Linked DNA regions of Homo sapiens: region 2 is linked to region 1. Evidence: read pairs that join two places in POLR2A ChIA-PET (ENCODE). Cell type or tissue: OCI-LY7. All regions are shown on one strand. Links, peaks and the distances in the headings refer to the core of each region. The heading gives the core; the rest is flanking DNA. Region 1 overlaps TFE3 (transcription factor binding to IGHM enhancer 3). Region 2 has its middle 21 kb from the start of WDR45.

The links. ChIA-PET counts read pairs that join two places held together with the same protein. Peaks named below come from ENCODE experiments on the same cell type or tissue, not always from the same donor. Only the 100,000 strongest peaks of a DNase experiment are listed, where the experiment ranks them.
Region 2: POLR2A ChIA-PET joins it to region 1 with 10 read pairs; 5 of 35 experiments call an interaction of 5 or more read pairs at or near these places.

The regions. Positions count from the first base shown.
Region 1 is chrX:49,023,762-49,034,961 of GRCh38, forward strand. TFE3 (transcription factor binding to IGHM enhancer 3) reads right to left here. Exons shown (of 10, transcript NM_006521.6): 6 at 10,373-10,490; 7 at 9,965-10,021; 8 at 9,704-9,779; 9 at 7,636-7,783; 10 at 4,965-6,840. The coding sequence ends at 6,397. Among named protein-coding and RNA genes, the nearest start is that of TFE3, 14 kb to the right of the region's middle. In OCI-LY7, for the core only: no CTCF peak of the experiment used is centred there; no DNase peak of the experiment used is centred there.
Region 2 is chrX:49,094,488-49,107,022 of GRCh38, forward strand. It overlaps a transcript of WDR45 not described here. Among named protein-coding and RNA genes, the nearest start is that of WDR45, 21 kb to the left of the region's middle. RefSeq lists an enhancer at 6,057-6,136. In OCI-LY7, for the core only: CTCF peaks have their summits at 7,252 and 7,453; a DNase peak (open chromatin) is centred at 6,784; H3K4me3 peaks cover 2,264 bases; H3K27ac peaks cover 2,026 bases.

The DNA of each region.
Region 1 (11,200 bases), core at 583-8,582:
ACCACACCCGGCTAATTTTTTGTATTTTTAGTAGAGACGGGGTTTCACCATGTTGGCCAGGCTGGTCTGAAACTCCTGACCCCAGGTGATCCATGCGTCTTGGCCTCCCAAAGTGCTGGGATTACAGGTGTGAGCCACCATGCCTAGCCTCCATCATTGGTTTTAGGCATTTCCTTACTTTCTGTCACTACAGGATGCTCCAGGCTCATCTTGTATTTCTCTCCACCCCAGACTGAAAATCAGCCATTTTTCCAGGAGCACTGGTTTCTTTTATTGGAGAATGGCATTTAGAAACCAAGGTCCAGGCCAGGCGCGGTGGCTCAGACCTGTAATCCCAGCACTTTGCGAGGCCAAGATGGGCAGATCACCTGAGGTCAGGAGTTCAAGACCAGCCTGGCCAACACGGCGAAACCCTGTCTCTACTAAAAATACAAAAAGTAGTCAGGCGTGGTGGGCAGCGCCTGTAGTCCCAGCTACTCAGGAGGCTGAGGCAGGAGAATCGCTTGAACCCAGGAGGCGGAGGTTGCAGTGAGCCAAGATTGCGCCATTGCACTCCAGCCTGGGTGACAAGGGTGAAACTCTGTCTCAACAACAACAACAAAAAAGAAACCAAGATCTGGCCACTAGATGTGCTCATTGTTTCTGGGATAGCATGATTTGTAGGACTTCTCAGTAGACAGACTGAGAAACCGTCTGCAAAAACCAAGAAGATAGGACCACTTAGTACAACATAGTATCTATGGTAGGTGCCTTCTGAGATGCCCTCAACCAGTGCTCCCTGCCTGCTATATTCTTGGTCTTGTGTAATCCCCTCCCCTTTAGTAACTTCTTTGCAAGTAACAGAATGCCTCAACCTTGAGGGGATATCACTTCCATAATTAGATCACAAGAGATGTGACCTCTGTTTTGCTAGCCAACTCTTTCTCTCGCTGGCTTGGATGAAGCAAACTACCATGCTGTGAGCCACTGCATGGAAAGGCACACATGGTGTGGATGGTGGGCACCTCTGGCTAACAGCCAGCAAGGAACTGGGGCCCTCTGTCCAACAGGCTGCAGAGAACCGGATCCTGCCAACAAATATGGGAGCACAGAGCAGATCCTTCCCCGGTCGCACGTTCAGAGAAGTCCTCAATCCTGCCCAACTCCTTCCTCGATTGTGCCTTAGTGAGAGAGGCTGAAGCTGAGGACCCAGCTGAACCCAGCCTGGATTCCTGACTTGCAAAACCTGAGAGATAATTTATGTGTATTGTTTGGAGCCACTAAGATTGTGGTCATTTGTTTCACAGGAATAAGTAGTACGGCATACTTACTTGGATCCTAGCACAGAAAAGACGTTAGTGGAAAAGCCAGTGAAATCCAAATAAAGTCTGAAGTTGAGTTAATAGTACTCTACCAATCTTATTTTTTTTTTTATTTTTTATTTTTTTTGAGATGGAGTCTCGCTCTATCGCCCAGGCTGGAGTGCAGTGGCGCAATCTCGGCTCACTGCCAGCCTCCTGGGTTCATGCCATTCTCCTGCCTTAGCCTCCCGAGTAGCTGGGACTACAGGTGCTCGCCACCACACCCAGCTAATTTTTTATATTTTTAGTAGAGACGGGGTTTCACCGTGTTAGCCAGGACGGTTTCGATCTCCTGACCTTGTGATCCGCCTGCCTCAGCCTGCCAAAGTGCTGGGATTACAGGCGTGAGCCGCCACGCCCGGCCCAATGTTATTTTCTTAGCACTGATAAATGTGCCATGGTTACGTAGAATGTTAACATTAGGGGGAGGTGGGTGACAGGTATGAAAGCTCACTAATGGTGATGCAACTCTTCTGTAAATCTAAAATTATTTCAGAAAAACTGTTAAAAAACCTCTGGGAGGCCAGGTACGGTGGCTCACGCCTGTAATCCCAGCACTTTGGGAGGCTGAGGCGGGTGGATCACGAGGTCAGGAGATCAAGACCATCCTGGCTAACGTGGTGAAACCCCATCTCTACTAAAAATACAAAAAAATTAGCCGGGCGTGGTGGTGTGCGCCTGTAGTCCCAGCTACTTGGGAGGCTAGGGCAGGAGAATGGCTTGAACCCAGGAGCCGGAGGTTGCAATGAGCCAAGATCCCACCATTGCACTCCAGCCTGGGCGACAGAGTGAGACTTCGCCTCAAACAAAAACAAAAACAAAAACAAAAAAACACACCTCTGGGAGGCCAGGTGCAGTGGCTCACACCTGTAATCCCAGCACTTTGGGAGGCCGAGGCAGTTGGATCATTTGAGATCAGGAGTTCAAAACCAGCCTGGCCAACATGGTGAAAACCCATCTCTACTAAAAATACAAAAATTAGCCGGGCAGTAGTGGCATGTGTCTGTAATCCCAGCTACTCGGGAGGCTGAGGCAGGAGAATCGCTTGAACCTGGGAGTTGGAAGTTGTGGTGAGCCAAGATCATGCCACTGCACTCCAGTCTGGGTGACAGTGAGACCCTGTACCCCCTTCCCCCCCCAAAAAAAAACCTCTGGGCATTACATGTTACGTTTAAAAAATAAAGAAGAGGCCAGGCACGGTGGCTCATGCCTGTAATCCCAACAATTTGGGAGGCCGAGGCGGGCGAATCATCTGAGGTCACGAATGCGAGACCAGCCTGACCAACATGGTGAAACCTTGGTCTCTGCTAAAAGTACAAAAGATTGGGCCAGGGGCCGTGGCTCATGTCTGTAATCCCAGCAATTTGGGAGGCCAAGGCAGGCGGATCATTTGAAGTCAGGAGTTCAAGACCAGCCTGGCCAACATGGTGAAACCCCATCTCTACTAAAAATACAAAAATTAGCTGAGCAGTAGTGGCACATGTCTGTAATCCCAGCTACTCGCAAGGCTGAGGCAGGAGAATCACTTGAACCTGGGAGGCAGAGGTTGCAGTGAGCCGAGATCGCACCATTGCACTCCAGCCTGGACGACAGAGCGAGACTCTGTCTTTAAAAAAAAAAAAAAAAGGCCGGGCACAGTAGCTCACCCCTGTAATTCCAGCACTCTGGGAGGCCGAAGTGGGCGATCACGAGGTCAGGAGTTTGAGACCAGCCTGACCAACATGGTGAAATCCTGTCTCTAATAAAAATACAAAAATTAGCCAGGCGCGGTGACAGGTGCCTGTAATCCCAGCTACTCGGGAGGCTGAGGCAGGAGAATTGCTTGAGCCTGGGAGGTGGAGGTTGCAGTGAGCCGAGACCGTGCCACTGCACTCCAGCTTGGGCAAAAGAGCGAGACTCCATATAAAAAAAAAGAAAAGTACCTAAAATTTGCCAGGTGTGGTGGCACATGCCTGTAATCCCAGGTACTCAGGAGGCTGAGGCAGGAGAATCGCTTGAACCCGGGAGGCGGAGGTTGCAGTGAGCTGAGATCGCGCCATTGCACCCCAGCCTGGGTGACAGAGGGAAACCCTGTTTCAAAATAAATAAATAAATAAATAAAATAAAATAAAATAAAATAAAATAAGAGAGTATAGGGCCAGGTATGGTGGTTTATGCCTGTAATCCCACTTTGGGAGGCCACGGCAGGTATATCACTTGAGGCCAGGAGTTTGAGACTAGCCTGGGCAACATGGTGAGACCCTGTCTCTACTAAAAATACAAAAATTAGCTGGGCGTGGTTGCGCGTCTGTAATCCCAGGTACTTGGGAGGCTGAGGCACGTGAATCGCTTGAACCTGGGAGGCAGAGGTTGCAGTTAGCAGAGATCATGCCACTGCACTCCAGTCTGGGCAATAGAGTGAGACTCCGTTTCAAAAAAAAAAAAAAAAAAAAAAGAGAGAGAGTACAGCAAAGTTGAGGAGAAAAAATAAAGGTTATTAGGGAGCCATCAGTCTGGTTACAGAGATTCAGCAACCAGGCTTGGAGGGGTAGCAGTGTGATAGGTTAGAAAGAGCTAGCAAGGGTCGGGTGTGGTGGCTTACACCTCTAATCCCAGCACTTTGGGAGGCCGAGGCAGGCAGATCACTTGAGGTCAGGAGTTCGAAACCAGCCTGGCCATCATGGTGAAACCCCGTCTCTACTAAAAACACAAAAAATTAGCTGGGTGTGGTGGCAGATGCCTGTAATCGCAACTAGAGAGGTTGAGACAAGATAATTACCTGAACCTGGGAGGCAGAGGTTGCAGTGAGCCGAGATCATGCCACTGCACTCCAGCCTGGGTGACAGGGCGAGATTGTCTCAAAAAAAAAAAAAAGAGATAACAAGTATGGTGGTCACAGTCTAGGGTAGTCACGGTGACCAAGCCCAGTTCCAGCCCTCAGAGGTCACAGTCTGGTGGGGGAAATGGAGGGACCAGGCCTGATGCTTGTTCTAGGAGTCAGTGTCTGGTTGAGAAATTGCGGGAAAATACTTTTTCCCAGCCTTCAAGAAGATACTTGTGTTCATTTAAATTCTCCCAAAATCTCAACATCTGTTCCAAAATTCAGTTGGTTGCTTGTTCCTCTGCCTTTCAGATATTTGTCTTTGTCCTTTCCACCATCTTAAATACCTCTGTTGTCTGCCAGGAAATATCCTCATAGACTTCTTTATCAGTTTCAAAAGTGGATTTGCAAGAAAAGCTTCTTTCCCCCTCTGCCCTCAGTGGCATTTTTCAATCGAGCCCTCACTCACCTGACTTTACTGTTTTACCGCCTCACCCATTTACAGGCTTGCATATCTTCAGAACAGTTCAATTCTATTCCTCAGCTTCTTCAAAGACCAAATGGAAGTAAGAAGCAGCATGTTCTGACTAACATCCCTTTAGAGAAATAAATTAGATGAAACACTTGCAGCAGTTAAAATTGTGCCTGGTGATTGGTCTTTAAAAATACTGTCTTTTGTTTGCATATTGTCTTCCTCCATGCCCTCTTCCTTTCTAAATTCTTTTATCCATCCTTCTGGAATCTGTTTCTCCCAAGGACTTTTATCCCTCTTGGCCTGCATGGGCTATGTTCACTGCACAGTGTAAAACAAGGACAGGAGACTCTTTGCCAAAGTTAAAAGCGCATCAAACACGCCTAGCTTTTATTATTTTAATCACAAACCTATAGACCCCTCAGTATACCCTCCATGGGGCCTGGCCCCAGCAATCCAAAGCTGACAACCTTGGGTGTAGGTATGAGGGGTGGGAATGGAGGGGGGAGTGTCTCTTGATAACTCTGAAATGGGGTGATTCCTCCAAATGAAGAACTGGGTGGGGAACAGAGGTTGGGGTGGCCTAGATTCTCAGTATGCGGAGCAATAAAAAAATCAGATAAACAAATGAGGGGGTACAATATGCTTTTACAACCCTCCTCCAAGCTTCTGCCTTGCTGGGGGAAGGCTTCCAGTTTTTCCTGGGCTGGGGAGGTCCCAGGATAGCCCCTTCCTTCATCCTCTTGCCCTACATGTTGAAAAAGAATACTGAGGTACTGGTTCTGGTAACCTGAACTCAGTCCCCCACTAATACCCATCACCTTCCCAAACTGCCCCTCAAGGAAGAAGGCAGGACTCTGCCCAAGGGTGGGGGCCTCTCACTCCAGATATAGGTCTGGAAAATTCATCCATGAAATTTCATAATCTGTCCCCTTCCCCAAGAGCAAGGTTGGCTCAGAGCCCTCCTAGGTTAGGTCAGGTTGGTCCCAGGTTAAGGCAGGGGAGCTTAAGTACCACTCCTCCCTGCAGTGTGGAATGCTTAGATGGGATGTTGCTGAGGGACAAGGGTGGGGCTGTGATCTCCACAAGCACTAGCGGTGGCCTGGTCCTACTGATTCTTTCACACCTGAAATACCTGTGCTGGGCTGTTCCTATAGGGAAGGGGTGGGGCCTGGCTCCTCCATTCCTAGAAGGCCAGGAGAGTTCCCAGGGGAAGGGGCTGGGTCTCATCCTCACTTCTGTTCCTTGCCTGGGCAGAGCAGGGCAGGGTTCATGGGGAAGGGGCAGAGCTTAAACCCCCAGGGCTGGGACCTCCATTACTTGACTCCTCTTCTGTGCCAGGACGGACTAGACTGGTGGTTCCAAGACAAAGGATGGAGCAACATCCTGACATCTCCCTTTCCCAGGAGACCTGGCTAGGACAGTCCCTAGGGGACAGGGTCGAGACCTCATCCTGTCTCCTTCCCTCACCTGGGCAAGGATGAGTCCCACAGGGGCAGGGGTGAGGCTGTGATCCCCAGGGGGCAGGCCCTGATCTCATGTCCTTCTCCAGCCTTCTCCTTCTGAAATACCTGCACTGGGCGGTTCCTTTGGGGAAGGTGCAGGGCCTCATCTGACTCCTCCTCCTTGCCTGATTACAGGGGTGGGGCCTGATCACATCTCCTCTTCCCCCAGGATACCTGGGCAGGGCAGTCTCATGGGAGGGTGGGGGAAAAGGCGGGGCCTCATCCTGACTGGTCCTCCTTTCCTGGGTGGGAAAGTCCCAGGGGAGGGGTGAGGCCTGATCAGGACTCCTCTTCCATGCTGAAGCTGCTGCGGCGGCTGCTGGCCTTGGAGACAGCAGGGGACACTGAAGAGAGCAGGGGATCGGAGGCAGCCCGCAGTGGGGACAGGGCACCCCCCGACAGTCCTCCCACCACCCCCTCCTCCTCCTCCATCAGAATGTCCTCCAGCCCCAGGTGGAAGGGGTCTCCCAGGTCCCCCAGGTGGTCGCTGGGAAAGTGCAGGTCCAGAAGGGCATCTGAGGGCGGTGCAGGGGGCTGCTGATGGGGAGCATTCTGGGCAGGTCCCCCCCCTACATGGAACGTTGCTGCGCCTGGCCTGCCCTCCTCCTCAATGTCCAGCTGCTCTGGCTTGAGGCTGTCAGAAGCCGAAGTCGTGGCCAAGGAAAGCAGCCCTGGAGTGGGAGGTACTGGCAGGCCATGGATCTGGGCCTGCAGTTCTAGTTCCTGTAAAAAATAGGGGTTGGGTGCAGGATAAGTAGGGTTCAGAGTCCCTCAGAGGCAGAGGAGTATAAAGGTTGAAAAGGGTAGGTTCCCTGGGTTGGAATTCAGCTTCTGCTACTCACTAGTTCCAAAACTTTAGGCAAGGTGCTTAACATCTCTGAAGCTTCAGAGTCGCAAACTGTAAAGTGGGTATATAATAATGGCCCCTAGGCTGGGCGCGGTGGCTCACGCCTGTAATCACTTTGGGAGGCCGAGGCAGGTGGATCACCTGAGGTCAGGAGTTCGAGACCAGCTTGACCAACATGGAGAAACCCCATCTCTACTAAAAATACAAAAATTAGCTGGGTGTGGTGGTGCATGCCTATAATCCTAGCTACTCAGGAGGCTGAGACAGGAGAATTGCTTGAACCCGGGAGGCGGAGGTTGCGGTGAGCCGAGATTGCGCCATTGCACTCCAGCCTGGGCAACGAGCGAAACTCCATCTCAAAAATAAATAAATAAATAAATAAAATAATGGCCCCTATCTCATAGAATTCTGAGGATTGAATAAGTTAGTGGATATAAAGCTCTTGTCACAGTACAGAGCACAAGATAAATGCTATGTACATTAGCAATATTATTATCCTTGTTAATATTATGATTATTATTTATCATTATCACTATCATCATCGTGTGATCTGGGAAGCCCAGGGATCCCCCAAGTATGCCAGGAAGGGAAACCCTGGCCTGCTCTCTCTCTGCCTCCACCTGCAGGAAGCTCTCCCCCTCTTCCCCCACCACCATCTCCTCTTTTCAAACCTGAATTCGGAGCTGCAGGCTGCGGTTGGCCTGCTCCAGGGATCGCTGCCGGCTCTCCAGGTCTTTGGAGCGCTGCTGCTCCTTCTGCAGCTTGCGGATATAATCCACAGAGGCCTTCAGGATGGTGCCCTTGTTCCAGCGCATCTCCCTGTGGGGCCCAAGTGGGAGGCAAGCAGGAAATGCCACATGAGGAGTTTCTCAGGAGCTGAGGCGGGGATTGCACCAGGTGGGAGCCTCCCACCACATGCTTAGAACTTGAGGCTGGGGTCTTTCAAAGGTATGGAGTATCCAGAGGAAAACTTCCCGCCTGGAATCTTACAATGGTGCCCCATCACACTCCAAACCCTGGAAGCCGTCTCTGACCTGACCCCTTAGGATTCCTCTCTTCCCTATGTCCCTCCGATTGATCTCACTACAGCCACATTGGTCTCTCAGTGCTCCTAGAATATGGAAAACCACTCCCATCTCAGGGCATCAATCCCAGCCGTGCCCTCTGCCTTGAATACTCTTACCCCCAGACACCCATGCGGCTCCCCGCCTTGCCTCCTTAGGCTCTTTATTCAAACGTTTCCTTGTCAGTTGGGGCCTGCCCTGTCCTCACCTTCCTTATCCCAAACTAACCCTCCCCAACATTCTCCCATTTTCCTTCCAGTCTTTATTCTTCTCATAACACTCATCATAATGGATCTCATGGATGTTTACTTATTTACTATTTGTCTGCCCCCACTAAAACATCAGTTTCATGAGGTCTGTTTTGTTCCCTCTGGTATCTTTAGGGCCTAATATGGTACCTGGCACAAACCAGAGGTTCAAAAAATAAATCTTTCTCTTTTCCTTTTTTTTTGCGGGGCGGTGGGGGATGGAGTCTCGCTCTGTCACCCAGGCTGGAGAGCAGTGGCACAATCTTGGCTCACTACAACCTCCACTTCTCAGGTTCAAGCGATTCTCCTGCCTCAGCCTTCTGAGTAGCTGAGATGACAGGCCTACGCCACCACGCCCAGCTAATTTTTTTTGTATTTTTTGTAGAGATGGGGTTTCACCATGTTGGCCAGGCTGGTCTCAAACTCCTGACCTCAGGTGATCCACCCGTCTCGGCCTCCCCAAGTGCTGGGATTACAGGTGCCCACCACCACGCCCCGCTAATTTTTATATTTTTAATAGAAATGGGGTTTCACCATGTTGGCCAGAATGGTCTCAATCTCCTGACCTTGTGATCCACCCGCCTCGGCCTCCCAAAGTGCTGGGATTACAGGCGTGAGCCACTGCACCCGGCCATCTTTTTTTTTTTTTGTTTTTGAGACAAAGTCTTGCTCTGTCACCCAGGCTGGAGTGCAGTGGCACCATATTGGCTCACTGCAACCTCCACCTCCCGGGTTCAAGTGATTCTCCTGCCTCAGCATCCCGAGTAGCGGGGATTACAGGTGCGTGCCACCACGCCCAGCTAAATTTTTTTTATTTTTAGTGGAGACAGGGTTTCACCATGTTGGCCTTCACCTCCTGACCTCGTGATCCGCCTGCCTTGGCCTCCCAAAGTGCCAGGATTACAAGTGTGAGCCACTGCACCTGGCTAATTTTTGTATTTTTTAGTAGAGACGGGGTTTCATCATGTTGGCCAGGCTAGTCTGAAACTCCTGACCTTAGGTGATCGACCCCGCCTTGGCCTCCCAAAGTGCTGGGATTACAGGCATGAGCCACCACACCCGGCCAATAAATAAATCTTGAATAAATAAAGGAAGTACCATTGCACCACTGCACTCCAGCCTGGGTGACAGCGTGAGACTCCATCTCAAAAAAAAGAAAAAAAAAAAGGAAGTACTAAGTGAACAGAAAAGTAGGTGCATATATCCTACGGGGACCAGATGGGGCACACAGACCATAACATTATGTGCCTAAAATTTTAGGTGCTGACATAGTGAGGGTCTGCAACCCTGCTCAGGCTGAGAAAGAACCAGACAGAGGAGAAATGCCTGGGCCGAGACTGCCTGGTGAGCCCACCAAGGCACAATTTTAGTAGCATGGGACGCCTGCCCCACCTCCCGCTGGCCTGAGGGTCCCAGCCCAGACTCACGGGTCACTGGACTTAGGGATGAGAGTGCCCAGTTCCTTGATCCTGTCGTTAATGTTGAATCGCCTGCGACGCTCAACTTTGGAGAGGGGAGGAGAGGAAGAAAGAGTGGGAGAAAGAGTTGTCAATTAGCCAAAAATGGAAGAGACAGAAAGTAGGGAGTTGGGAGGCTGTTGCAGGGAAGGAGTTCCCCATGGGGGGCCAGGACTCGGGGTGAGGCAGGCCTGCACAGCACCCGGGCAATGCACACGCTCTCTGGCTTACTTAGGTTGTGATTGTCTTTCTTCTGCCGTTCCTTCAAAAGGGCCTTTGCCTCGGTCTCTGGAAAAGAGTGGAGTGATCAGGGCCTCTGAGCACAGGAAGGCAAGAAACACATGCAGATACTAAGGTAGGGTTTGGTAGCCAAAAGCAGGGGAAATGCCTTTTTTAAAAAGTGCCTTCTTTTTACTATTTTAAGCCATGGTGATAGGCTGGTTGTTAAATCCAAGACGAGAGGAACTGAAGTGGGGTGAAAGCAAGACCACAAGCCATAGGGGGAAAGGGGACAAACAGCCTCCATTTCCATATGTCCAAACCATTCCCCTCAGAATCAGGCCCATCTCTAGACCTGGTAGGCACAGGGCTCACCTGGGGTAAAGTGTAGGGCCATGGGGCCAAGACCCTATCACCTACCAGAGATCTCCCGTTTGATGTTGGGCAGCTCAGCTGGGCAGGAGTTGCTGACAGTGATGGCTGGTGTGGCCACGCCTTGACTACTGTACACATCAAGCAGATTCCCTGACACAGGCAGCTGGGGGCAGAGAGGGCAGAGAACCACCAGTTGGGAACAAACCCCAGGCTTGGCTCCTCCTCAGAACCAGGTTCCTGAGCTTCCACATATCCCAAAGATGGGGCACCCTCTAATGCAAGGACTGGCTGACTCAGCACCAGAACCCTTGCTTCTCCTTCAAGGCAAATTCACATGGCGACCAAACAGGGAGGACAGAGCAAACTGGACCTACCTTGCTTCGCTGGGAGACTGGAGCCTGCCTGGCCTGCTTATCACTTCCTCCAGTCCCTCATATCCCTCAGTGACCTCTAAAGCCCCTTTCCCAAACCCCGGGGCTGGCTCTGAGAAGAAATGCTGGAAAACCACCCTTCTCAGGTCTTTGTCGGCTCTGATGGGACATTCCAGTCCGTTAGCTCCTCCCAGCACAACATTCCAATCCAGCATTCTTGGAACACTCCAACCCAATCTTCTCCGACCTTGGTAAATTGTCATGACAACATTCTATCCAAAATCTGGCCTTCTGGAGAATTCCAACCTAATCTCCAGTCTTTCACTCTGATCAAGTTGTACCATCTTCCACTCTGATCAAGTTGTACCATCTTCCACATCAGGGTCTCCTGCTGCTGTGGACCAAGGTCCTGACTCCAGTATCTTCCTGCACATTCTGTTCTCTCAGGAGATTCTTATCCAACTATTCAATTAGCACTGCTTTATGTCAGCCTAGTTTTTTT
Region 2 (12,535 bases), core at 2,386-10,385, 73 kb after region 1:
TTGTAGAGACGGGGTTTCCCCACGTTGCCCAGGCTATAACTGTACTTTAAAAGACACAATACTCTAGAGATGTCATTACAGTTAGTAGATTATTATCTTAATTGACCCTAAATTCGCTATTTTGGAGCTAAGCAACCAATTACGGCCTGGTGGTATATTCACCTGCTCCTTAGATGGAGGTTCTGTGAAGGCAGCAGCTCTGTCCATGTTGTTTACTGTAGGGCTGAACACTGACCTTGAGACATAGTTGGCACTCAAAATTATATGTTGAATGACAGAATTTTGATTAGGTGGATCTAACGCATTTGAAATAATTCATAGGGCTGGGCACGGTGGCTCAAGCCTGCAATCCCAGCACTTTGGGAGGTGGAGGCAGGCAGATCGCCTGAGGTCAGGTGTGCAAGACCAGCTTGGCCCCAGCCTCCCTAGTAGCTGGGATTACAGGCATGCACCACCACGCCTGGCTAATTTTGTATTTTTAGTAGAGATGGAGTTTCTCCATGTTGGTCAGGCTGGTCTCAAACTCCCGACCTCAGGTGATCTGCCTGCCTTGGCCTCCCAAAGTGCTGGGATTATAGGCATGAGCCACCGAGCCCGACCATCCTGGACATCTCTTAACCCAGCTTTCCCTCTGCAAAGGGAGCATGCATTTCAGTGAAAGTTTAGAAGAATTACAGTGATATCACTTTCATGAATCAAAATTGGCTACTTGACTTCAGTAATTTGTGAAAATTACTGTTGCGGCTGGGCATGGTGCCTCACACCTGTAATCCCAGCACTTTGGGAGGACAAGGTGGGAGGATTGCTTGAGCCCAGGAGTTCGAGACTGGCCTGAGCAACATGGCAAAATTCCATCTCTACAGAAAATACAGGCTGGGCACGGTGGCTCACACCTGTAATCCCAGAACTTTGGGAGGCCAAGGCGGGCGAGCCTCCTGAGTAGCTGAGACTATAGGTTCACACCACTACATCCGGCTAATTTTTTTTTTTTGAGATGGAGTCTTGCTCTGTTGTCCAGGCTGGAGTGCAGTGGCACGATCTCGGCTCACTGCAACTTCTTCCTCCCAGGTTCACGCCATTCTCCTGCCTCAGCCTCCCGAGTAGCTGGGACTACAGGCGCCCGCCACCACGCCCAGCTAATTTTTTGTATTTTTAGTAGAGACGGGGTTTCACCATGTTAGCCAGGATGGTCTCGATCTCCTGACCTCATGATCCGCCCACCTTGGCCTCCAAAAGTGCTGGGATTACAGGTGTGAGCCACCGTGCCCGGCCTTTTTTTTTTTTTTTTTTTTTTTTGAGGCGGCATCTCGCTGTCACCCAGGCTAGAGTGCAATGGCGTGATCTGGGCTCACTGCAACCTCCGCCTCCCGGGTTCAAGCAATTCTCTGCCTCAGCCTCCTGAGTAGCTAGAATTACAGGCGCCAGCTGCCAAGCCTGGCTATTGTTTTTGTATTTTTTTTTTTAGTAGAGATAGGGTTTCAATAAGTTGGCCAGGCTGGTCTTGAATTCCTGACCTTGTGATCCACCCACCTCGGCCTCCCAAAGTGCTGGGATTACAGGCATGAGCCACCCTGCCCGGCCAAGTTTTACATTATTAAGCTATCCATGTTCTCTTGGGAACTGAACTTTTTTTCCTCTTGATGCTCTGGATTTGACATTGCACTTGACTTTTTATGTAGTAACTGACATGTGCCAGAGTTGGCATCTTCCCCCAAGTCCAAGCATCATGAGTAACTCTTGCTTATCTCTCTCTCTCTCTTTTTTGAGACAGGTTTTGCTGTCACCTAGGCCGCAGTGCAGTGGCGTAATCATGGCTCATTGCAGTCTCAACCTCCTGAGCTCACTCAATCCTCCCACCTCAGCCTCCCATGTAGCTGAGACTACAGGCACGCACCACCACACCCAGCTAAATTTGTTTATTTTTGTAGAGACTAGATCTCACTATGTTGCCCAGGCTGGTCTTGAACTCTGGAGCTCAAGCGATCCTCCTGTCTCAGCCTCCCAAAATGTTGGCATTATAGGCGTGAGCCACTGCACCCTGCCTTGCTTATCTTTATAGATTCAAATGGTAGGCATTTCCCATCACCTAATTCCTTTTTTTGTTATTGTTGAATAGGGTCTTGCTCTGTTGCCCAGGCTAGAGGGCAGTGGCCCAATCACAGCTCACTGCAGCTTCAATCTTTTGGACTCAAGTAATCCTCCTGCCTCAGCCTCACAAAGTGCTGGGATTACAGGCATGAGCCACCAGGCTTGGCAAGTGATGACATTTTTTATTTTTATTTTTTGAGACTGAGTTTCGCTCTGTCGCCAGGCTGGAGTGCAGTGGCACAATATCGGCTCACTACAACCTCCGCTTCCTGGGTTCAAGCGATTCTCCTGCCTCAGCCTCTCAAGTAGCTGGGACTACAGGTGCACACCACCATGCTCGGCTAATAAGAGATGGGGTTCCACCATGTTGGCCAGGATGGTCTCCATCTCTTGACCTCGTGATCCGCCCACCTCGGTCTCCCAATGTGCTGGGATTACAGGTGTGAGTTACTGCGCCTGGCCAGCAAATGATGAAATTCTTATAATTTAAATGGCTACAGACTTAAAAGGCAAGCTATATACATTGAAGCACTTTTTTTTTTTAGCATTTGTACTTTTCAAATAGACCCATTCTTTTATTAATAAGCTAAAGATTTTCTTTTCCTCCCCCATCTTCTTTATTTGTAAATACTTTTGGGTGTGTTTCTTTTAGTTAAGTATGCACAACAGATAAGAAAGGGTGTGTTTCTGTTATTTATTTGAGATGGAGTTTCACTTTTGTCGCCCAGGCGCCCACCACTAGCCCCAGCTAATTGTTTTTTTTTTTTTTTGAGACAGAGTCTCGCTCTGTCGCCAGGCTGGAGTGTGGTGGCGTGATCTGGGCTCACTGTAGCCTTCACCTCCTGGTTTTAAGCGATTCTCCTGTCTCAGCCTCCCGAGTAGCTGGGACTACAGGCACGTGCCACCATGCCCAGCTCATTTTTTGTATTTTTAGTAGAGATGGGGTTTCACAATGTTGGTTAGGATGGTCTTGAACTCCTGACCTCAGGTGATCTGCCCGCCTCGGCCTCCCAAAGTGCTGGGATTACAGGCATGAGCCACCGCGCCTGGCCTCCCCCAGCTAATTTTTGTATTATTATTATTATTATTTTTTTTTTTGAGATGGAATTTTGCTCCTGTTGCCCAGGCTGGAGTACAATGGCGCAATCTCGGCTCACTGCAACCTCTGCCTCCCAGGTTCAAGCGATTCTCCTGTCTCGGCCTCCAGAGTAGTTGGGATTACAGGCGTTAGCCACCACACCTGGCTTATTTTTTGTATTTTTAGTAGAGATGGGGTTTCACCATGTTGGTCAGGCCGGTCTTGAACTCCTGACCTCAGGTGATCCACCTGCCTTGGCCTCCCAAAGTGCTGGGATTACAGGCACGAGCCACTGTGCCCGGCCTATTTATTTATTTTTTGAGATGAGGTCTCTGTTGCCCAGGCTGGAGTGCCGTGGTGTGATCATGGCTCACTGCGGCCTCTAATTGCAAGGCTTAAGTGATCCTCCCACATCAGCCTCCTGAGTAGCTGGGACCACAAGTGTGTACCACCAAACTGGGCTAATTTTTTGTAATTTTTGTAGAGACGGTGTCTCACATTGCCCAGACTGGTCTCAAACTCCTGGCCTCAAGTACTCTCTCTTTAAAAAAGATAATACTGCAGGGCATGGAGGCTCATGCCTGTAATCCCAGCACTTTGGGAGGCTGAGGTGGGCGGATCACTTGAGGTCAGGAGTTTGAGACCAGCCTGACCAACATGGCAAAACCTGGTCTCTACTAAAAATACAAAAATTAGCCAGGAGTGGTGGCGAGCACCTGTAAATCCCATCTACTCGGGAGGCTAAGGTGCGGGAATTGCTTGAACCTGGGAGGCGGAGGTTGCAGTGAGTCAAGACCGTGCCACTAAACTCCAGCCTGGACAACAGAAGGAGAACCTATCTTAAAAAAAAAAAGAAAAAAAAAAGGTAATAAAGGCTGGGTGCAGTGGCTCATGCCTGTAATTCCAGCACTTTGGGAGTCTGAGGCAGGAGGATTGCCTGAACGCAGAAATTTGAGACCAGCAGGGCAACATTGTGAGACCTCATCTCTACAAAAAGTAAAAAATTAGCCAGGTGTAGCGTGGCGCACCTGTACTCCAAGCTACTTGGGGGGCTGAGGTGGGAGGATGGCTTGAGCACAGGCTGTCCAGACTGCAGTGAGCCATGACTTCACCATTATACTCCAGCCTGGGTGACAAAGAAATACCCTGTCTCTACCCCCCCACCAAAAAATGAGTTAATATAGCTTATTGTATGTTTGGTTATACTGTAATCTTTAGAACAAAATCCCAAACAAAAACAATGCACCCCTCACTTCCTATGGCATCTGAGTGGCGAAACTGAAGTATATACAAAGTATTATATGAAACGGAAGTATATACAAAGTATTATACAAAAGTGAAGTATACATGTTACAAAGCCAGCCACTCTCAGAAACATCCAGAGGAGGGGCCTGGCACAGTGGCTCATGCCAGTAATCGCAGCACTTTGGGAGGCCCAGGTGGGTGGATTACCTGAGGTCAGGTGTTTGAGACCATCCTGGCCAACATGGTGAAACCCCATCCCTACTAAAAATACAAAAATTAGCTGGGCGTGGTGGTGCGTGCCTGTAGTCCCAGCTACTCGGGAAGCTGAGGCAGGAGAATCGCTTGAACCCGGGAGGCAGAGGTTGCAGTGAGCCGAGATCACACCACTGCACTCCTGCATGGCAACAGAGTGAGACTCCATTTCAAAAAAAAAAAATCCAGAGGTGACTAATTGCCCGGACTTCAACTGAACCTTTGAAGAGTGCTACCCAGTACTCCAGTTCCCACACACTCACAGTTAAAATAGCAACCTTTTTCCTCATTCCTGAGAAAAGAGGGATAAAATAACAATCTAAGAGAAAAGGAAAGAACAATGTTTCTGGGGCGGGCGTAGTGGCTTATGCCTGTAATCCCAGCACTTTGGGAGGCTGAGGCAGGCGGATCACGAGGTCAGGAGATCGAGACCATCCTGGCTAACACGGTGAAACCCTGTCTCTACTAAAAATACAAAAAATTAACCGGGCGTGGTGGCGGGCGCCTGTAGTCCCAGCTACTCAGGAGGCTGAGGCAGGAGAATGGCGTGAACCCGGAAGGTGGAGCTTGCAGTGAGTCGAGATCGCGCCACTGCACTCTAGCCTGGGCGACAGAGCGAGACTATGTCTCAAAAAAAAAAAAACAAAAAAAAACAAAAAAAAACACACAGTGTTTCTTGGGACCAGACCTGATATCAACGTTGTTTCTTGGGACCAGACCTGATATCAACGTTGTTTCTTGGGACCAGACCTGATATCAAGGTTGGCTGTTTTCAGCAGTGGAGGCAGCACTACGCTATTGGAGTTTCTAAGCTAATTAAGGGAATTTTTTCCCACTTAGTGAAAGCTGGGGCCTCAGGGCTCAGGCTTCCTAACATTTTGGGCACCCAGTTAAAAGATCAACAGTCCCCTGTCCCTTCAGCATGTGACTCACCCCAGGGCAATGAACTGGGCCCACGGCTCCATCTGCATCTATATCCCTGTAAATCATGGATTTATACATATTGGTGCATACGTTTATAATGCTTGCAATATATACTTCCATTTCAACTTACATATATATAAAATGTAACAATTTCTTTTCTTTCTTTTTTTTTTTTTTTGAGACGTAGTTTCGCTCTGTCGCCCAGGCTGGAGTGCACTGGCGCGATCTCGGCTCACTGCAAGCTCCGCCTCCCGGGTTCACGCCATCCTCCTGCCTCAGCCTCCTGAGTAGCTGGGACTACAGGCGCCCGTCACCACGCCCGGCTGATTTTTTGTATTTTTTTAGTAGAGACGGGGTTTCACTGTGTTAGCCAGGATGGTCTCGATCTCCTGACCTCGTGATCCACCTGCCTCGGCCTCCCAAAGTGCTGGGATTACAGGCGTGAGCCACCGCGCCCGGCCAAAATGTAACAATTTCAACCTGTAAAAAGATAAGTGGTCACCTTACCTATGATGTGGATTAAATAAGACGTGTCAACGCAGCCATCCTGCCCCATCCGACCAGACCTTAATGCTCCAAAACCATCAGTTTGCGCCTGGAAAACTGGGGAAAGTGTTTATTCCCTTACACAGGCTTCGCCAAAGGCCCTGACACTTAGGGCTTTTTCACTGCTGCAAACGTTGGACCGGCTTGTGAGAAGGAGTACAGTTAATCTAACTTTGGTATACTGTATCCAGAGACCACAGAGGGCTCGCTCTGCGATTTATGGTGCGAGGAAGACCAGACACCCGCTGTGCCCGTCCTACTCCTGCAGATCAAACTCAAAGCCACACTTTCCGGAGTGAGAAACGGGACAGTAAATGAACGCAGGAACCACGGTGCGCAGGCACAGAACCCCGCTGGGTTTGCTACGAAGGTTGAGGTGGAAGCGCCCAGCGCACCAGGCGCCACGGCCCGGTGTGTGACCTCACTAACCTCCACCAGCGCGCACCCTGTCCTGCCCCTTCACGGGCGAACAACCCCACACGAGGCAGTGGTGTGGGAGCCAGTACCCGGAACCGTAAAAGCACGACTTTCCCGGAGCCCAGGCACTGAATGGCACCCACTGCGCATGCCCCAGAGCGGCGACGAATGGGAGCCCGGAGCGCAGGGGCGGAGGCGCGCCCGGGCAGCTACCGAGAAGCGCCAATCAACCATCGACCAATCAGATCATCACCGTCAATCGTCATCGACCAATCAGAGCCCACCGCGCCCCGGCCTTAAGCCAGTTGCTTGTTCCGCGGCGGGAGGGTTGGGTCAAGACTAAGCCTTCGGGGGAGAGGGCAACGCGGTGGGCGGGAGAGAGGCCGAGGGCCGCTCGGGTCTGGGAGTGCCAACAGGACGGGATGGGCACGAGCATGCCGGGCCCCGCGCGGGGGAGGGGCTCTTTCCTTACCCCACACAAAAAGGTGTGCCCGGGTTGGCTGCCCCTGCCCAGTGTTGTGGCTCCATGTGGACGCTTTCGTGCGCGCGTCCCTGCCCCGCGCGCGGCAGGCCATTCCAGGCTGTGGGCTGCGGGCTCTGGGGTCCGAGGGTCGGACACGCTGGGGAGTGGACACCCCTAGGGTCACACAGACAGGGCTTTGGACACCCACAGGGGCACACACATTGGGGAGTGGGCACTCCTGGGGTCACACAGACCGAGGTGCAGGGATGTAGGGGGCGCCCGTCCAGGGGTAGTTGGTGGTGGCTGAGGGTGAGGGCAAGGTAAGGACTGGGAGGAGATTTCTGGTTCCCTGACTGGGCCAGGGTTTTCCTGTGCAGGTGAGGGGAGTAGGCCGGGGCCTCTCGTTGGTGGGGAGGGCTCCAGGAGCCTGTCCCAACCCTGCAGGCCTCTGGCTGAGCCTCACAGAAGGGAGCTCTGAGATGGGCTGTGCAGCAGGGGAAAGAAAAAGAGAGGTCGGTCGCCTGTTCTGGGTTCTTGACCATCCACCAGTGGTGGTGGAGCCTGGAAGTCTGAGGGAGGAGGGTGAGGAGGCGCTTGAGGGACGGGGGGAATCTAGGCGTCAGGAATGATAGTTCGTTGATCCAAATTACCCAGTAATGGATAATTTTAACACGTGCCAACCTCTCCTGATTACGTGAATAATTTCACTGCGTCTTCACAACAACCTTAACTACTATTATCATCGTTGCGTTCTGGATGAGAGACCTAAGGCCCTGTAGGGGTTACCAGAAGGCACACAGCTGAGCAGAGCCAGGGCCAGGGTCAGGCTGTGCACTCTGGACTCTGTGTTCTGACCATGCGTCACTGACTCTACAGATGTCTCTCCTTTCTGTGCTCACCCTGTCCTCATTCCGCCCCCGGCAGGACAGAGGGCCCCTGAAGCATCCATTTGCCCACAGCATCAGTGAACTGTGTAGAACTCTCTGTGCAAGGGAGCTGGCCCCTGTGCACCCTGAGTCGTTTTTCTTCTCTGGCTCCCCACGCAGGGGCAGTGAACAGAGGACAGGGAAGCTTTGTAGGAAGAGGGCAGTAAATCACAGCATAGTTATCCAGACTGCAATTATTTACTTAGTGCATTCAGGGTCTTGTATTAGGTGGTGGGGATTCCGCGCTGAACCAGACAGACAAGGGTCCTGTTCCTGCCTGCCCTCGGGGTGTGTTTTGGGAATTCCTCCTTGAGGGTGCTTTGGCACTGAATGGGCAGAGGTCTGGTGCTGGGGGGCTGTCCCACACCAGCAAGACTTGTAATGTACATGAATGTGAATGTCATTTCAGGATGGTAAAAGGAGGCCTTTTCTTTTTTTTTTTTTTTTCTGAGACGGAGTTTCGCTCTTGTTGCCCAGGCTGGAGTGCAATGGCACGATCTTGGCTCACTGCAACCTCTGCCTCCCAGGTTCAAGTGATTCTCCTGCCTCAGCCTCCCTAGTAGCTGGGATTACAGGCATGTGCCACCACGCCCAGCTAATTTTGTATTTTTAGTAGAGACAGGGTTTCTCCATGTTGGTCAGGCTGGTCTCGAACTCCCGACCTCAGTTGATCCACCCACCTTGGCCTCCCAAAGTGCTGAGATTACAGGCATGAGCCACCGCGCCCGGCCGAAATGTTTCTTACTAAAAGGGCGTACTGGATCTGAGGGTTGGGAAATGACACTTCCTTATGTCAGGCCTGTCCCAGGAAGCACCCCGCAGTCGGGTACGGAGGGCCATGAGGATAGTACGGTGAGGGGAGGAAGAGGATATAGCAACGTAAATTTTGCCATCTTGGCCTCAGTTTGGTTTTAAAGGACAGCAGCTGGACCTTCCCTATGTGTAGGACTCAATCAGTGGGGCCAGGGTGTGGAAGACAGCCCTGTGTCTTATTACCTACTCAGGGCCTGAGGTGTGGCAACCAGGATCTTGCAGGGAATGCCTTCCCAAAAAGAAGCAAAATACAGAAGATATAAACAGGAAGCCAGGCATAGTGGCTCACACCTGTAATGCAAGCACTTTGGGAGGCTGAGATGGGAGGATCCCTTGCACTCAGGAGTTTGAGACCCACCTAAGCAACACAGTAAGACCCTGTCTTTATAAAAAAATTTTAAAAATTATCCGGGTATGGTGGTGTGTGCCTGTAGTCCCAGCTACTTGAGGGGCTGAGGAGGGAGGATTGCTTAAGCCTGGAAGTTCAAGGTTGCAGTGCACTGTGATCATGCCAGTGCACTCCAGCCTGGGTGACAAAGCAAGAACCCTGTCTCAAAAAAAAAAAAAAAGATATAAACAGGAGGTGATTCATCTGGTGCCCCTGGAGGTTGGAGACGAAGGTGATGGGGTCTATCCCAGTTCTTGGGCGTTCCTGGTGTTTACTGTGTAGTAAATTACTTCTGCTTCCAGCTGTGCAGACAAGCAAACAGAAAAGCTGGATTAAAGCTGCTGTTTTTAAGTCTATTTGAAGGCCCAGGAGAGCAAATTATCTCTGAGGTATTACCTCACCAAATACTGGCATCCAGTGCAGAAAAGCAAGAGTTGATGGAGACACATAAAAAACAAACAAGCTCGGCTGGGCACAGTGGCTCACGCCTGTAATCCCAGCACTTTGGGAGGCTGAGGTGGGCTGATCACCTGAGGTCAGGAGTTCGAGACCAGCCTGGCCAACATGGTGAAACTCCGTCTCTACTAAAAATACAAAAATTAGCTAGGTGTGGTGGCGGGTGCCTGTAATCCCAGCTACTCGGGAGGCTGAGGCAGGAGAATCACTTTAACCTGGGAGGCAGAGGTTGCAGTGAGCTGAGATCGTGCCACTGCACTCCAGCCTGGGCAACAGAGCAAGACTCTGTCTCAAAAACAAACAAACAAAAACCAAAACAACAAACAAACAAAAAACAAACTAGCTCTGGCCGGACGTGGTGGCTCACGCCTGTAATCCCAGCACTTTGGGAGGTGTGTGGATCACCCGAAGCCAGGAGTTCAAGACCAGCCTGGCCAACATGGTGAAACCCCATCTATACTAAAAATACAAAAAATTAGTCTGTCGTGGTGGTGTGTGTGCCTGTGGTCCCAGCTACTGGGGAGGCTGAGGTGGGAGGATCACTTGTGCCTGGGAGGCAGAAGTTGCAGTGAGCTGAGATTGTGCCACTGCACTTCAATCTGGGTGACAGAGTGAGACCACGTCTTATTAAAAAAATAAATACAAATATTAGTTGGGTGTGGTGGCATGGGCCTGTAATCCCAGCTACTTGGGAGGCTGAGGTGAGAGAATTGCTTGAACCCAGGAGGTGGAGGCCTCAGTGAGCCGAGATCACGCCACTGCACTCCAACCTGGGCAACAGAGCAAGAATCTGTCTCAAAAAAAAAACAAAAACAAAAAACAAAGGCCAGGCGCAGTGGCTCACACCTGTAATTCCAGCACTTTGGGAGGCCCAGGCAGGTGGATTACTTGAGGTAAGGAGTTTGAGACCAGCCTGGCCAACATGGTGAAATCCTGTCTCTACTAAGAATACAAAAATTAGCTGGGCATGGTGGCCCATGCTTGTAATCTCAGCTGCTCCAGAGGCTAAGGCACAAGAATCACTTGAAACCCAGGAGGCAGAAGTTGTAATGGGCCGAGATTGCACCATGGCACTCCAGCCTTGGCAACAGAGTGAGACTGTCTCTAAATAAATAAATACATACATACAGACAGACATACATACTAGCTCCAAATTACTGATGCCAATCAACAGTAATAAAAAATATGAATGATATGAAACGTGATATTAAAATGATTAGTAAATCACTATAGTCCATAATGGGAAAACTCATTCCATTATGTACTAAAATAACAAAAATCGGGCCAACACTTTGGGAGACTGACGTGGGCAGATCCCTTGAGTTCAGAGGTTCGAGACTAGCCTGAGCAACACAGCAAAATTTCATCTCTACAAGAAATATAAAAATTAGCCAGGTACGGTGGAACATGCCTGTGGTCCCAGCTACTCGGGAGGCTGAGGTGGGAGGAAGAGGATGGCTTGAGCCTGGGAGGCGGAGGCTGCAGTGAGCCGAGATCACGCCACTGCACTCCAGCCTGGGCAATAGAGCCAGACCTTGTTTTTTTTTTTTTTTTTTTTTTTAAATCATTCTCATACCTTGATAAGGAAATACGCAACTTTTAAATGTTAATTTAGAAAATAACCAGCAAATGTAGCAGATTTTTAGTGTCCCCTAAATTAGTGTTCAAGGGGATCAATCTGGACGCAGAGAAAGAAGTAAAAAAATGGAGAACAGGCCAGGCACAGTGGCTCACGCCTGTAATCCCAGGGCTTTGGGAGGTTGACGGAGCCGGATTGCTTCAGCCCACGAGTTCAAGACCAGCCTGGGCAAAATGGCAAAGCCCAATCTCTATGGAAAATAAAAACTTTTAAAAATTAGCCCACCATGGTGGCACTGGCCTGTAGACCCAGCTACTCAGGAGGCTGAGGTGGGAGGATCCCTTAAGCCCAGGAGTTGGAGGTGGCAGTGAGCCATGATTGCGCCACTGTACTACAACCTGAATGATGGTGAGACCCTATCTCTAAAAAGAAAAAGAATAATTTTATCTTGGCCCCCATGTGGCACCTCACAGCTTGGGAACAACAATTTCTCACGTTTCCTCAGCTCCAACCACCACTCACAAGCTGTGTGACCTCGAGCAAGGCACCCAAGCTCCTCTGGACCTCAGCTTCCCTGTCAGTACAATGGGGATAACAATAGTGCTTACTTTATGGGGTCATTTGTGAATGTGAGATGAGTTAATAAATGGAAAGCACTTAGAAAAACCTCTGGAACCACTGAATCAAACTGGATATCATTATTGATCCCTCATTCAATCCTTCAATACCCATTTAGTGTCGTCTGTCCAGATGCTGCAGATACGCCTAGCACACAGTGACTGCTCAGCGAACAGTGTCACAATGAACATGTGCAATGGCCTTGAAGGCCACATTGGGACTTGCCCTGATCAGCAGGTTGGAGGTGCTCCAGGCCCGAAGCTTAGCTGTGAGTGGGGACATGGGAGGGAGGTTGGAACTACCACTGCAGAAGGGGCTCTGAACCTAGGTTCAGGAGAGAGGCTTTGAACTTGCATGTGTGGGGAGCCATGGAAGTTTCCAGGAAGGACTGCAGGTCCCACCTGGAGATGTGCAGTTCCTCCTTCAGGTACCTGGGAATGTCAGTCACACCCCAGACCTGCTCAGCTCCTCCAAACTGCTGTTCCTGTATCTGAGAGCTTCAAGTCCCCAAATGGCCTATCTAATACATGGGGAAACTGAGGCCTGGGGAGGCCTGGGGACTGAGCTAGCATTCACTTGTGGAAATAGTCTGGCATCACCTGAAGAAGTTAGAGACATGCAAATCCTACGCCCTCAGATTCCCCTCTGAGAGTCTGCGTGCCTATGTGAACCAGGAGACATGTGCGGGAGTGAACACTGCAGTGTTACTCCAAACAGCAAGAACCAGAAACAGCCCAAAGGG